Regions from separate parts of the Homo sapiens genome. Here region 2 is linked to region 1. Evidence: chromatin loops called from intact Hi-C (ENCODE). Cell type or tissue: MCF 10A. All regions are shown on one strand.

Region 1 (8,000 bases):
TCTGTTTTTCTTCCTCTGTTCTGGCTCAGGCAGTCCTTGCTGTGACTTCCTCTTGACCTGGGTACCAAGGGCATAGGAAACAGGAGATGCAGGCTCAGCCCTGGAGGAACCTGCAGTCTGGCGGACACTTCAGCACAAGGGAAAACCTGTTGGAGTCCTTGAAAACAGACAGGAAAACAAATGGAAAACAATAATACTTTCCATCTGTATTCCAAAGCCCTTTCACATACGTTATTATCCACAGTGGAGACCACATACGTGATCTGGAAAACATGGAATGGTGGAGTGACTTGGAGTCAGGCAGTTGTATTCCGGAAAAGTATCCATCTCAATCTGGTCTGCAGTCCTGTCCTTGAGAGGTCACCTTGTTCGGTTTTATTCATTCTTCATCAAATGCACATTGCTATATTGTTCCTACTACATGTGCCAGGCACTGCACCTTTTCCCTTAATTACATACAAAACTCATGATCCAAAGCCATCCACCTTTTCCAGTTATTCCCAATGCTTAGCCTCAATCCCACCTACTGAAGTTTCTATTCATTTCCTCTTATTCTATTTTTGGTGGAAAGGGGAGCCGTAGCTCACCACCTACCATATAATAACCCTTCAGAGGCTGTTATTAGGCATCCTTGGGGCTGCTATATTTACCTTTTAATAAATCCAAGCTTTTCTGCTCTACAGTATTGGGGCTGGCTGACGCTGTAGAGGGAGACTCCCTGTGTAAGCCTTTTGCTGGCTGTGCCGGGCAGTGAGGGAAATGCACATATAGCATTGTTCAATGTACAGCACAGAGACAGCTGGAAAATAATTGTCCAATCGAGTGTGAAAACCTGATACAGGAGTAACAGGTGCTGGGGTGTCTGGTTGGTAATGGCAGATCAGAGAGAGCTTTCAGAACACTGTCCAGGGCTTAGGGACCTGGAAAGCATGGTATATTTCCCTGTCTACCCTGTTCCTTTATCAGCTGCTGATTCCCAGGCTTGGGGAGACCCAATGTGCCTGGCCTATTCCTTCAAGGTAGCCCAGTTTAGAGAGGTGTGGGGCATGTGGGCTCCTCCAAAGTGAGGTTTGAATCAGCTTTATCATAAGCCTGGAGTCATCCAGTAGTCCTTGTAGACACTACCTTTTAGAGATAGACGTCTACTCTTGGGACTGAGATGAAGCTGCCTGTCCTTTGGGAATGGAGGTTGTGTTCGTCAGATTCTTAGTTACAAGCAACAGAGCCAGAATTCCAATTTAAGTAAAAGAGAATGTGTTAAGAGGGTTTTGGAGAGCTCACAAATAGGAACAAAAGAAGTTTCTGCAGCTGGAACCAAGACCAAAATCAAAACCTAGAACTGGTCTGGCAAGGACCCTGATGCACTGTTGCACCCCCAAAACTGCCAATTCCTTACATAGGGTGCCGCTGCTGGTATCGTTATCAGTGTTGCCCAGACGCTGGGTCTGGCTGCCAGTTCTGTTTGGGTCAGAAAGGTTTTCCTTGTTCTGCCTTTTGGTCCACTAGTTCCCTAGTCATTGTCAGTCCAGGGCCATCTCATTGGCTAAGCCTAGGTCCCTTGGCCAGGCTGAGGTGAATATTTGATGTTTTCAGCTTCTGTAGTTGGAGAAGAGCACTATCTCCCACAACTCATTAGATGGGGAATTTGCCAAAATAGGAAGTTAGTAGGGGGTTAAAAAATGACTAAGGCACACTAAAAGGGTCTTGGGAGAGAAACAGCCAAATAGTGGGTATTATGAACTGGTTTGCTTGATTATAGCTAGTAATCATTTATCATTCACCCACTGCCTCAAGTTTATTGGGCATCAACCACATGCCAAGCAGTGGGTGAGGCACTTTTCCATCCTTTATATCCTGTGGTCCCACCATAACCTTGTAAGATTGTGGAGACACGAAGGAGGTCAAACAGTAGCGTCATTTGTGAGAAAGACTTGAAGCACAAGCTGAAAAGATTGGAGGCAAAGGGGACACTGTGCGTGTCTCAGGGGGCAAGCCCAAGTTGCCCCACAAGAGATTGTCCTCTTGGGAAACTGGTACTAGGCAGATAATGAGAAACTGTTGCTTCTCTCCTCCTGCCATTCCTGCTTCCTTTATCCTTACTTCCATACTATGTGGCCGACTTGGCCTTCAGCTTCAGGGACTACAGAAATGCTCTTAAAAAAACCCCACAAAAAACAAAACAGTTTTGTTTTTAATTGACACATAATGATTGTACACATTTATGGGGTATAGTGTGATGTTTTGATACATGTATATACATTGTGTAATGATTGAATCAGGGTAGTTAGCATATCCATTACCTCAAACACTTGTCATTTCTTTGCAGTGAGATCACTCAAAATTCTCTCTTCTAGCTAGTTTGAAATATACAATGTAAATTAATATACATTGTATACATGTATATTTATATATATTATTGTATACATGTATATTAATATACATTTATATATAGTAATATACATTATTGTTAACTCTAGTCATTCTATTGCGCTATCAAATACTAGACCTTGCCATCTCATTTAATCTTATAACATTTATATTTCTCAAAATCCTCTCCTAGATATTGTGTATCTCTTTTGAGATATACAGTACATTATTATTAACTATAGTGGCCTTTCTGTGCAATAGAGCACCAGAACTTATTCCTCCTATCTAACTGTAACTGCGCACTCACTGACCAACCTCTCCCCATGCCCCTCCCCTTCCTCTCTTCAGCCTCTGGTAACCACCATTCTACTCTGTACTTCTATGAGATCAACTGTTTTACACAAATGCTGCTTTATGCAGAGCTCTTTTTTTTGCAGAGACCCTTCCCTGCTCTGTGGGGATGCCCTCCATCTGTTGCTCCTTGTCCCCTATGGTTCAGAGTTTACACAGCCGCTTTCCCTAACTGTTTCTTTTTCACATGCCCACCCACTCCCCCAGCATGGGCTGGTGAATTGTTGACTTCCCAGGGTCTGGATGCCACTCAGTACTGATGACCCAAACTTTCTGCCTCTTCCTGCAGCCACTAAGCACAGCTGGCATCCTGAGCTCCTCTTCTGCCGCTTCCAACAGGTCAAGGAATAAGGCTCGCTATCGGACCAAAGCCGTGAGCTCTGAGGTGGATGAGAGCCTCTTTGGAGATATCAAGGTAATCCTCAACAAGTCCTTTCAAGTTGATGCCACCTGCAGGCAGAGGCCCAAAAATGTAGCTCAGGGCAAAGCTTCTGCTGAGTAACCTTGCTCTCGTAGGTAACTCTCAGACTGAAGACAAAGGGGAATTCTGAGACCTGAGCTGCAGAGCTTTGGGATCTAGTGGGGCCTATGTAAACAGGGACACCTAGCTTCTTCCACCCTAGAATCTCTCATGTCTTCACAGTGTTTAAAATCTGTTATAATGTCAAAAGGGAGGCTCAGCTGCAGAGAGTGCAATAGTTGCTCAGTTGAGCTCCATGATGGAAACATTGCAGGGCTGATGGGCTAAGCTTGCAGACAATAGCAACATCTTCCCCGCTCCATCCAAGGATAATAGCATCAGAGTACAACACAAAACCATCCTCCTTTCCCAGTTGCTCAACTAAAACAATTACTTAGCTTTGGGAAACGAGCAGGTCTTTATTTGCAAGTGTTATCTAGACCAAGAGGTGGACAACTCCTTTAGTCTAGATAAAGAGAGCTAGATAGTAGAGCTTTGACTGATTTTGGTACATATGGAGTTTAGTAGGTAAGAAGGAAGAGAGGGAAGGAGAAAAAGAGAATATGACATGGAGAGAAGGGCAGTGAGAGATTAAGAGAAGGGGAAAAGAGAAAGAGAGACACTAGTAGTGACCTGAATGCCTCTGCCAGTGGGGAAGGTGGGGAGAGGAGTGTTGATGTCTGTCCCTGCTCTTCAACATCTTCATTGTGAATTGAAGAGGACTCTCCAGAGGGATTGAGATAGGCTTCTTAATCCATTTAGAAGACTCTCACTCTGCAGCAGTTTTCCTGTTGGTAAGGGAAAGGATCAACAGATGCATTTATTTTTTATTATTTTTTTAAAGATAGGGTTTCACTCCTGTCACCCAGGCTGGAGCTGGAGTGCAATGGTACAGTCTCGGCTCACTGCCACCTCCACTTCCCAGGCTCAAGTGATTCTCCTGCCTCAGCCTCCCAAGTAGCTGGGACTACAGGTGCACACCACTGCACCTGGCTAATTTTTGTATTTTTTGTAAAGACAGGGTTTCATCATGTTCCCCATGCTGGTCTTGAACTCCTAAGCTCAAGCAATCTGCCCACCTCGACCTCCCAAAGTGCTGGGATTACAGGCGTAAGTCTCCCCACCTGGCCAAAATGCAATTTCACTTACAGACATTTGTATTGTTGTTGTTGTTTTGGGTACATGTGGAGTTTTCTAGTCAAAGCAAAGAGAGATTTGGAATTGGCTGAGTTCTCCAGGAGTAGTCATGCTGGCTGGCAAAAGGGGGCTATCAGAAAAATGCTTGTCTCTTGTCCAGTTTCTTTGGCCTCATTGATGGGTAAGAGTTCAGGAAGTCTCTCAATGGGCAGTAGAGGGCAGAAGTGGCCTGTGGCACGACTGAGTTGTGCCCACGTGAAAGCAGAGATGGGCACCAGGTGGCAGCAGCACACAGGGGACTGTGGGTGCAAAGTGAGGTAGGACAAGTGGGGCCATCCCCCTGCCTCTGGTCAGGAGCACAGTGGCTGCATTAATGACACATCCTTTCCTGTGTTTAGACATTTTCTGAAACAGGTGATTTCATTTAATTGTTATCTAACTCCTTCAGGGTCGGAGAATTTTGAAAAAAAGAAAAAATCACACAGTTAGTCTGTGTTCTTGCTGAATTCTAACTCACTGACCTCCTCACCACCAACTCAATGAGCTGGCAGAGAGCTACCCTTAGATCTTAAGGGTAGGCCTCTGCAGGTCATTTAGCGATTTCTAACTCCCTGAATATGGCTTTTTGTGGGGGTTAAAGTAATTTAATCGTAAGAAAGAATTTAAAATTACCAATATCAAAGATTGTAAGAGTCTGTAACAAATTATATTGCTTCAAACCCACTGTGTGGTCCTAGAGAGATAATTATTTCTTCTTTCATAAAGGAAAATCTTTCATGGAGAGAGGAAAACCTAGAGAACAGAAATTTACTTTAATTCCTGATGATTTTAGACTAAGTATAGACACACACTAGTGACCCCCACTCCTTGTTATCCCTACCATTCTGCGAGGAATATCTGTATAAGAACAAGAGACTTGTTTTCAGAAAAGCTGGTCAGGGCTGGGCATGGTGGCTCACGCCTGTAATCCCAGCACTTTGGGAGGCCCAGGCGGGCGGATCATCTGAGGTCAGGAGATTGAGACCAGCCTGGCCAACATGGAGAAACCCCGACTCTACTAAAAATACAAAAATTAGCCAGGCATGGTGGTGGTCGCCTGTAATCCCAGCTACTCAGGAGGCTGAGGGAGGAGAATTGCTTGAACCCGGGAGGTGGCGGTTGTAGTGAGCCAAGATCGTGCCACTGCACTCCAGCCTGGGTGACAGAGCAAGACTCTGTCTCAAAAAAAAAAAAAAAAAAAGAAAAGAAAAGCTGGTCGGTACACATCCAGCCATGCTCAGATACAGGGCATCACGCTGCTCTATCCTTGAAGTTAGGACTGACCAGCAGGAAGTGGGGGTGACAAGCTTCTAAGCTATTCTTTCTGAACTCATAGTCCCCAGCCCAGGGCCAGAGCGACAGCCCCATTGTGCTGCTCCGAGATAAGCATACCCTTCAAAAAACTCTCACTGCTTTGGGCTTGGATCGCAAGCCAGAGACCATCCAGCTCATCACCCGGGACATGGTCCGAGAACTCATGTGAGTACACCGTCCCCTGCCCTTCTATGTCCAGTCCTCATCCTTTTGCTAAGGATCTTTGTAGGGAGATGGGTAAACCCACCTGGTTTCATTCTGTCAGTCCAATCCCCACTTCTTTCCTATTCGTTTTCCCCTTTTTGTTTGATAGTTCTTTCTTTCTTCTCCATCCTGGCCTCTCTTGTTTCTCCCATTGTTGTATCTATTATTGCCACTGTCCTTTATTCTCAGCTTCATTGTCCTTCCTTACTTCTAGCTGGCTGTGTGAGCTAAGGGACTGGTAGAGAGGAGGTGCTTAGTGAGTCCTCTCTAAGTCCCCATTAGTACCCTCCCTAAAGGGAAGTGATCCAGATGAGTCACTTCCTTTCGGCTGCATTAAGAATCTGAAGCAAAGGGAAACTGACCAGATGCCTAATTAGCCCCCTGGCTTCCTCCCAGACTCTAAGGCCATAGGAAGAAATTCACAGGGGCTCCCTGGGTTCCTTTGGGATTAGCTCAACCCCACTTCCTGACTAGAGCTGCCCCCAGGCTTGAGCCCATCCTGTGGGACTTAGGCCTAGCTCAACCATGTGCCATGAGCCAACACTGTGCTCAGTGGTTTAACTCTTGTGTTAGTGCTTCACCCTCTACAACCGTTCTCCCTGCCCTGGCTCCACCCACTAAAAGCCCTAATTCCCAGAAAATCCTACCTGTGTCACAAGCTGGAGAGGCACATCTAGCACACACCCCGGGAGCTGTGTCGGACTGCGGCCCCTTACTGAGCATGTCTGGTCAGCCGTGGCATCAAGTGGCCAGATGTGGCTAGAGCCCTGCAGCCACTCCTGGAGCCAGAGGAAGGGAGGAAGGGTTCCTTCTTGGAGCCATCTAGTCCTGAAAACACGTTGGAGGACAAGTGGCTGGTTATTTTTCAGGGATGCTGAAAGCAGTATAAACTGCTGTCTTAGATTCGGATCACTGCTGGTCACTCCAGATCCTAGGCTGTTTAGGGCCACGTTGCTTTGTGAAACACAAGATCTTGGCTAAGCTGCAAATCTACTCACTCATTCTGTCCATCTCCTGGACCACCCTCCCCCAACACACACACATTAGTTTTATTAGATGAGGTTTCACTTCCTGTCTCAGATGTCTGTGTCTTATTGGCATGTACCTGTCAAATTGGCATGTACCTGCCTCACCCAGAAGCAGCTTTCTTCCCACCCCCCTAACTACTCCCTCCCCCATCTTTAATATATGTCATTTGCTTGTAATCATTATAATTAGCGATTGGTTTGTTGAATGCGTTGGATAGCTAGAAAGGAGAGGTCTATAGACATGTCTCTGGCTATTGTTGATCACAGATTTTAATTAATATTTACAGTTCAAAGCTTCTCTCTAGGCTGGATGGGCAGGGAAGCTTAGGTTTCTAACTAGCATCTATATCAACCTTGTCTGGCGTCCCCTTGCCGTTTTTATGTCATCCTTGAGGAATAATCTGTTTTTAAAATTTAATTCAACAGCTTTGTTTTGAATTCTCACTCTGTACCAAGCGCTATGCCAGAGACTAGGCTACCAGTGTGGTTAAGACAGAGTTTGTGTCCTGAAGGAGCTCATAAAGGAAACAGAGCTGCCCAATTGGCTGTGATACAGGCAGTAAGAACAGAGTGCAGTGTGGGCTCAGAGGAGGAGGTGATCTATTGGTCCTTGGTGGGGGGGCAGAGTGGGCACATGTGGACATGATGGGGGGTCTCAGCTGCACAGAGAAGGTAACATATGAGCAGGACCTAATAGAAAAAGGACTTAAAATGTCTCTTTTTAGCCTTCAATGCTACCTGACCCCCCACTTGGAACATCTACTCCCCAGTGGACCCATGGCACACTTGCCGTCTCTTCTGCCATTGGGGGAGTCCACTGGCATGATGGGAAGAGGGGAAGAGAGCAGAGAAGCCTGAAGTGTGGTGCTGAGAGCTTTCCCTCTCCCCTCCCTAACTCTGTTTATTCTTGTGACAGTGTTCCCACAGAGGATCCCTCCGGGGAGTCCCTAATCATCAGCCCTGAGGAGTTTGAGCGAATCAAATGGGCATCCCATGTCCTGACCAGAGAAGAACTTGAGGCCAGGGACCAGGCCTTCAAGAAGGAGAAGGAAGCCACCATGGTAGTTAACCTCCCTAAGCCTTCACCTCTGCAGATGGGT
Region 2 (8,000 bases), 760 kb after region 1:
CCTTGATTTTCTCATCTAGTAAATGATCTAACTAATACCTAGAATTAAATAGGGTAAGCTGTAAAATTGTCGAGGTAGATACATAGGAGGTGCAAACACAAATGCTAACCTCCTTGTTTGTAGTTATTCTTTCTAAACCTTCAGATTGTATGGATCAAGCTAGTTTCTTGGAGGCTGTGCGTGAGGACTTGAGAGATTTTATCTGTGGCCCATGTTTCTAACCATCTTCTTCTTCAAGCGGAGTCCTAGTGGAAGTCAAGACATGCATAATGTATTTTAAATAGTAGTTACCCTCCAAGAGTACGTTCTGCCCATAGTGATCACTGTAAAAGGCCTAGATTTTTCTCTAGGGCTACGAGCAGAGAAGTCCTACAACAATCCTCAGATTCTAGTCCCCGTGGAAAGGGTCGTGTTAGGACTTCTCTGCGTGGGGCAATGCCGGGCTTTAAAGCCTGGGATGAGGGCGAGTGTGTCTATTTTGAGAAGGCAGGTTGGTGTCTACAGAGATGGAATTAGACTAAAAACAAATGCCTGGGGAGCTGGGAAGAGACAGGAGACGAGGGCTTGGCTGTTGTATTCCAGGACAAATCTTTTTCTGGGTGAATTCCTTGCTGTGGACCCAGCTCAGTCCTGAATCTGAAGGGAGCATCTTCTGGCAATCACTAACAATTGCTGATAACTTGTCTTCCTTTGCTACATCTATAGACCACTTTTAAATAAGGAAATGGTACCATCCAAAATATCCGACTGCTTAGAACAAGTTATATTATTTTGAGGGAGCATGAAACTTAAAAAAATTTTCTATTATGTATAAACTTCTAACGGTGCTTTTTAAGGTTTGTGCTTAAGCATGTCTCTAATGGCTGAGGAGAGTGATGGCTTACTTCCAGGTTCAGGAAGCCGGGCCTCAAGTGGCCTGTACTAAGCACAGCATTTCTCTGAAGTCGTAGACTTTATGCTACATTCTAGATTTAGGGTTCTATTTCATTATGTCTGCATTTTTAAAATACAAAAATAATAATCTGGCTCCAAATATTAGAGTAAAAGTGATGCCTGGCATGCCCCACATATGGGATCCTGGCATGCATAAATTATAAAAGCACAGAACTATATTAATATTAAAAATGAGGGGTAGTCCCTGATTATCCACTCAGAGATGAAGGTGAAAGTAATCTAGAGACAGGTTAAATAGAGGGAAAACTGACAGAGTTGAATGAATAATAATCATTAATTCATTTACTCACTCAACAAATGCTTATAGTACCTGCTGTGTGCTAAGAACTGAGCGAGGTACAATGATGAACAAATGAGACAGAGGTGATCACAGAAAAACATGTAAAGCTGCAATGGTAAATGAAGGAGAGATCCATGGAGCAAAGAAGTTCTGTGGCTGGGAGAGTTGACCTCTTCAGGAAGATCAAGGACAGCTTCCCCCAGGAAGTGTCTCTTGACTTGAATCTGAAAGATAAGGAAATAACTAGGCAAAGAATGAAGGAAAGGGCTTTCTATAAAGAGACAGCATAAATGAAGCTTTTGTAGAGGGAGGGAGAATGCCGTGCATGAAGGGCTTTTTTTCTTTCTTTCTTTTTTTCAACAGAGTCTTGCCCCGTTTCCCAGGCTGGAGTGCAATGTCGCGATCTCAGCTCACTGCAACCTCCGCCTCTCGGGCTCAAGTGATTCTCCTGCCTCAGCCTCCCGAGTAACTGGGATTACAGGCATCTGCCACCATGCCCAGCTAATTTTTGTATTTTTAGTAGAGACCGGGTTTCACCCTGTTGTCCAGGCTGGTCTTGAACTCCTGACCTCAGGTAATCCACCCGCCTCCGCCTCCCAAAGTGATGGGATTACAGGTGTGAGCCACCGCACTCGGCCGGATGAAGGACTGTAAAGCGAGTTTGGTTTCACAATAGAGAGTGAGGGAGAAGGCCGCATGAAGTGAAATTGGAGAGACAAGGCCCCAAAGGGCCTTGTATTCCCTGTAAGCTTTTTCTCTCCTTATCCTAAAAACAATGGAAAACCACTGAAAGATTTTAAGCCAAAGAATAACATGATTGGATTTGCATTTTGGAAAGATTACTCCAGCTGCTGCTCAGAGGACAGAGTGGAAGGCTGCCAGGATAGATGCTTGAGCTAAATTAGAAGTTACCACCAGAGGTTGTTGTGAAAAGCAATATTAGCCAGGATTAAGGGGGTGATAATGGTGCTGGTGGTGGTAATGGTAGATATAGAAGAAAAAGGGTTTTAGAAGTATTTATGAGCTAAAACATGCAGGATTTGTTGATGGATTAGAAATGGTACAAAGGGGAAAGAGTTGACAAGAAAGGCTCTAAGATTTCTGGTTTGCACACCATTCGCTAAGATCAGAAACACTTGAAGAAGGCCAAGTTTGGGGGAGAAAATGGTGAGTTCAGTTTGGAGCTTCTAATTTTGAGGTGCTTTTGAGATATAGTAGAGGAGATGTCACACACGTATGAAGGTGAGAGTCAGGTCAGGTCTGAACTGCTGATTTAATTTTGGAAGTCATATGCATGTTGGTGGAATTTAATGCCAAGAGTATGAATAAGATCACATAGGAAAAAGTACAGGGTGAGAAGAGAAAGGGCCTAAGAATGAGCTAAGAGGAACTTCAGCATTTAATAACAGAGTAAGAGGAGTCGGAGAAGTAGTGGGGAGAGGTAGAAGAAAAAGCAGAATATTATAATTTCTGAAGCCCAGGGAAAGAAGTATATAAGAAGAAACTTGTTTGAGTATCCTATGCTGCTGAGAAGTCAGTAGTGATGATAACTAAAATGTATCCACTAGATTATGTGACATGGAAGTCAAGGGTGATAGCTGTTTTAATTTCTCTGGAGTGTTAGGTAAAAAAAGCAGATGGAGGGAGTTGCAGAGGGAGTGGGAGGTAAGGAAACAAAGAATGCATATAGGCAACTTTTAGAAGTGTGGGCATGAAGACATGAAGAGAGGGTGGTGAGGAAGCTATGAGGAGTCAAACAAAAATATCTTTTTTTCCCTTACTTTAAAACTTTTCGTTATGGTAACTCTCCAACATAAATAAAATGAGAGAGAATAGCATTATGAATCCTCATTTACCCACCACTCAGTTTCAACAGTGATCAACTCGTGACCAAACTTGTATCTGTAGTTCCACACATCTTAATTGTTTTTTTAGTGGGAGATACTTGAGTTTCTGTGAAAGCTATTGGGAAGGAAATCATTAAGAGAGAGAGAAAGAGAGAGAGAGAGAGAGAACAAGAGCAAGTACATAAATAGAAGCCAAGGTTTTTGGGAATGTGATAGGGGATCAGAGTGCCAGAGAAGGCATTAGCAGTGGGTAGCTGGAGGGCCAGCTCCTCCGTGACCCTTGGAAGGAAAGAAGGTAGATGTTTAGATGAAGATTTGCATGTTGATATCTGGAAGATGAGGAAATTCCATCTGATGACAGTGGCTATCCTTCTTCTTTTAAAGTAAGTAGCCATGTCTTGAACAGAGAATAACTGAGAAAAAGAGAAGGTGTTGGATGTTTGAAAACAACAGAGAAATTTGGATTAGTTACTGTGGAGAGTGAGAGGATGATAATAATATAGCAGAGAAATGCAGAATATTTACTAGGCGGTGTTAAGGACCCATTTGGAGGTACTGGACTGCCTCTTATAAACAGATGCAATTCACATACATATATTAATAGGTGTCTATTTAATTTGTATGTCCAGCTCGCCAATGTTTGCCGTCATAATACAGGGTGTTACTCTATTCTCTGGTGGAGGAATGTGTCCACACGCATGTGTATATGTGTGTTGTACAGAGGGCAAGGGTATATGGATTCCACAATCTACTGAATGTATGGTCAGAATATATATATCGCAAAAGAGATGATTTTAATTCTTGAAATGTGGGTGTGTCTGAGTCCGTTCTTTTTCACATTCATTGGTTCAGGGCGCCACCTGCTGGGAGGCTTGCACAATGTCACCAGCCAGCTTTTCCAATGCAAACTCTAAATAAAATATCTTTTTTCTTGGTAAAGTCATTTTTTTTTCTTTGAGACAGAGTTTTGTTCTTGTTGTCCAGGCTGGAGTACGATGGCGCAATCTCCGCTCACTGCAATCTCCACTGACTACAACCTCCGCCTCCCGGGTTCAAGTGATTATCCTGCCTCAGCCTCCTGAGTAGCTGGGATTACAGGTACCCGCCACCACTCCCAGCTATTTTCTTTTTTTTTTTTTTTTTTTTGGTATTTCTAGTAGAGATGGAGTTTCACCATGTTGGCCAGGATGGTCTTGAACTCCTGACTTCAGTTGATCCACCTGACTCAGCCTCCCAAAGTGCTGGGATTACAGGCGTGAGCCACCACGCCTGGCAAGTCAGTGATTTTGCACACACAGCATTTGCCCCCATGAAGTTTGAGTTTCATGTTTTTCAGATACTATTTTATTTTCTGTATTTTGGGGTCAAAGCAGGAACATTAAAATACGTTCTTTCCCGACTTGATTTTGGTCTTTTGGTGAAATACCACGTCTTGCCTGTTTAAATGCATGTGTTGTCTGTAAATCTCATCCATGATCTATATATTCAAGAAGAGAAATAAAATTTCAGACTTTTATCTGAAATACCATTAATAAGAAATAGATTATCTGTTAAAGGTGTTTAAAGTACAGATGATCCAACTGTGTAGATTGAGCAGTATTATTGAACAGTCTCCTAAAATTTGGATTTTGTTGTCCGCCCACTTTCTATCCCAAGTTATTCTCCTCTAGGTTCTCCAACTGAAATGAATATGTCTTCATAGTTTCCAAGCTGATCTCTAAGGAATCTAATCTGCTACAAATTATTTTTTTAAATAGTCTTGTCTTAACCTGAGTATAGTGTCCTTTAAAACTTTTCCTCTAAGATCCTTGCATCACGCTACTAAACTGCTCCCAATTTCTAGATTTTCATTAAATAATTTCTTTCCTTCAAATGTACTGTATGACAAAGTTCAGAGATAAATTATTCTAATTACTTCTCCTGTAATTCAAAAACTCTTAATTATGATCATTATATATGTATACACACACATATGTATACATATACATATATATATGCACAAATTCAGTCATGATACACACAGAATTTAGAGAAACACAGTATAAAGTGTACCGAATCATTCCCCAAGGAAAATAGCATTAGTTCATCTACTCATCCAGTCTTTATGAAGTGCCTGCTGTGGGTCCGGAACTTTGAGAGGCACTGGAGATGCATTGGGAATAAGACAGGCATGGTTCTGGGTCTTAAACTGCTTGCTCTGGAGTGTGGAAGACAGACATTGATTAGGTCATCCCAACACATTATGGAGGGTTCACTCTTAGGGGAAGTACAGAGAACACCATGGAACATCTGGAAGCTGGAGGATCATCAGGGCTTCCTGGAAGAAGTGGCATTAAGCTGTGAAGGAAGGAGAGAAAAAAAGCACTCCAGGCAGTCTGTGAGACTGACATCTAATGCCGAGAGCCAGATTGTGGAGGAACTGATAAACCTTCTTAAGGAGTTAGGATTTTATCCTAAGAGAAAATACCAGCCAATGACAGATTTGAAGAGTGCGTGCGTGTGTGTGTGTGTGTGTGTGTGTGTGTGTGTGTGTGTGTGTGGTGACCAGGCTTAGATTTATAGTTTGGAATACAGTTTGAAAAGATTATTCCAGAAGAATTTGGAGAAAGACTGAAGGGAAGCTAGGTTGGAGACAGTTTGAGGGTATATGTGATATGGTGTTGGCTTGTATTAGAGAAGTGGAGAGAAAGAGAGAGAAGAGGATAAAACTGAGGGTCATTTAATATATCAAATGAATAAGACTCAGTGGAAATCAGCTGTAAGAGGCAAAGGGAAAAGGAGAGCCCAGGATGATTCCCGGCTTTCTGGCTTGAGCAAATGAGTGAATGGAAGTGCCTTTTAATGAGAAAGGGGATAGGTAGTGGAAGTAGATTCTCAAAAAGGCCAGGGAAGATGAGTATTTCCACTTTAGACATGTTGAATTTGAGGTGTCAAATATGTACCAGTAGATATGTCTAATGGGCAGCTAGATATATGAGCCTGGAACTGTGAAGAGAAATCTAGGTCAGAAATACAAGTTAGGAATGATCAGTCTGTTGTGAGTAAATTGATGTCTTGGGAGTGGTCAATATCTCATAGAAGGTAAAATAAGAAAAGAAGAATGGCTAAGAAGAAGCCCTGAGGAACCCATCATTTAAGGAATCATCAGAGGAGGTAGAAGCGAGCAAATGAGACTGGCCAGATAGGCAGGAAGAAAACTAGGAGGGCTGGGGCCAGAATCAATGAACAGATGCTTTTAAAAAAGGGTGCACGAGCCATAGTGTCAAATGTTGCTGATAAGGGCCGACGTTTCCTTTAGGATTTGGTAATACATGGGTTGTCAAGGGAAGCTTCAGTGGAGTGACAGAAGTGGACATTAGTGAGTTCCCAAGTGAGTGAGAAGTGAGGAAGGAGAAGCAAGGAGTGTATACAATTAAAACATTTGTTGTGAAATGGAGTTAGTGGATGGGATGGGAGCTGGAGGGAGAAGTGTGTGGTTTAGGGAGTGGTTTGTTTGACAGGGAATGGTAGTGAATGTTTAAATGCTCATGGAAGTTATCTCATAAAGACAAACATTGAAGGAACAAGAGAGAGGAGTAATCAATAGATAGTTTAGTATTTGAGGAGGCAGTCAGAGATAATGATAATAGTAGTAATGAAAGTTGTTCCCCTCTTATTCAGTAACTGTTCTGAGGGCATGATTCCATTTAATTCCTACACAGCCTCTCCTACAGAGGTACTTTTTATTGTTATCCTGTTTTTTTGAGATAAGGAAACTGAGGCATAGAATGGTACTCTGAGTAACCAACATCACATAGTAAGTGGTGGAGACAGCATTGATACCCAGTCAATCTAGCTTGAGACTTGCACCATTAACCACAGTGTCCTATTGTTGGGTTCACAACCTGGCTGTAGACTCAACCCTTAGTACTGTAACTGAAGAGAAGGTGGATAGAGCAGGTACAAATGCAGTTGTCAGCTTAGTTAGCATCATGAATTTTCTAGAGATGCCATAACAAATTTCCCCAAACTGGGTGCCTCAGAAATTACAGAGATTTATTCTGTCAAAGTTTTGGAACCCAGAAGTCCAAAATCAAGGTCAAGATGTAAGCAGATTTTCACTCCTCTGAACAAGCTTCTTAGCTTGGGTCTGCATACTTCCAAACTCTGCCTCTGTCTTTACCTGGCCATCTTTTCTGTGTCTCAGATCTCTCTCTGCATTTCTCTGTAAGGATGCCTGCCATTGGATTCCAGGCCCGCCCTAAATCTACAATGATCTCATCTCAAGATCCTTACATTAATTACATCTGCAAGATGCTTTTTACAAATGAGGTCACATTCATAGGTTTTAAATGTTAAAACCTGGGCATGTCTTTTTGGGGTCCACTGTTCAATCCACTGCAGTTAGGAGATTGGATGAGTTTCTGACAAGTGGACTTGATAATTTCTGTGAGGTAACAATGTGGGTTATTTGCTGAGAATGTGTCCCAATGTAGAGGGATCAAACATATAAGGGGAGTGAAGAAATCTTGAAGTATCATTATTAAAATATGAAGAGTGAGCTGACTAGGAAATGTAGTTTGTGGAGCAGTGTGGAGAACCAGATGAAGTTTATTGTCATGAATTTATAGTTGTGTGATTTTCCCTAGCAATGATTAGCAGCCCGGGTGCAAACACTGAGGAAGCTGAGAGTTAAAGTATCTAGATCCTGGAAAGAGGGGGTGTGGGAGGGAAGGAAGGACAAAGGCAGAGGGGGTTAGGATACTGGCAAGTGGCTTTCCATGGAAGGCCATAGAGGTGAAGAAGTCGGATAGAGGACTACTGGCTTGGTCAAAAGCAGTCAAAAGAGTGGGAGTAACTGAGTGAACTCGCTATAACGATACTAGGCCATTCTCCAAGTACAGAATATTTATTACTTTAAACACACAAAAAAATCTGGA

The links. A loop is a pair of places that touch in the nucleus more often than their neighbours do. Peaks named below come from ENCODE experiments on the same cell type or tissue, not always from the same donor. Only the 100,000 strongest peaks of a DNase experiment are listed, where the experiment ranks them.
Region 2: it touches region 1 in a loop (6-fold over the local background); 8 of 110 quality-filtered maps call a loop at or near these places.

What each region holds. Positions count from the first base shown.
Region 1 is chr1:159,888,313-159,896,312 of GRCh38, reverse strand. CFAP45 (cilia and flagella associated protein 45) reads left to right here. Exons shown (of 12, transcript NM_012337.3): 2 at 3,008-3,133; 3 at 5,691-5,833; 4 at 7,817-7,961. It overlaps LOC124904434 (a long non-coding RNA gene), which reads right to left and starts at 6,101. Exons shown (of 3, transcript XR_007066678.1): 1 at 5,916-6,101; 2 at 3,812-3,966; 3 at 3,087-3,168. RefSeq lists enhancers at 6,405-6,524, 5,728-6,927. In MCF 10A, a CTCF peak has its summit at 4,550 (motif pointing right); DNase peaks (open chromatin) are centred at 4,562 and 6,222.
Region 2 is chr1:159,128,422-159,136,421 of GRCh38, reverse strand. It overlaps a transcript of AIM2 not described here. Among named protein-coding and RNA genes, the nearest start is that of TRR-TCT4-1, 9.3 kb to the left of the region's middle. In MCF 10A, a CTCF peak has its summit at 3,945 (motif pointing left); a DNase peak (open chromatin) is centred at 3,931.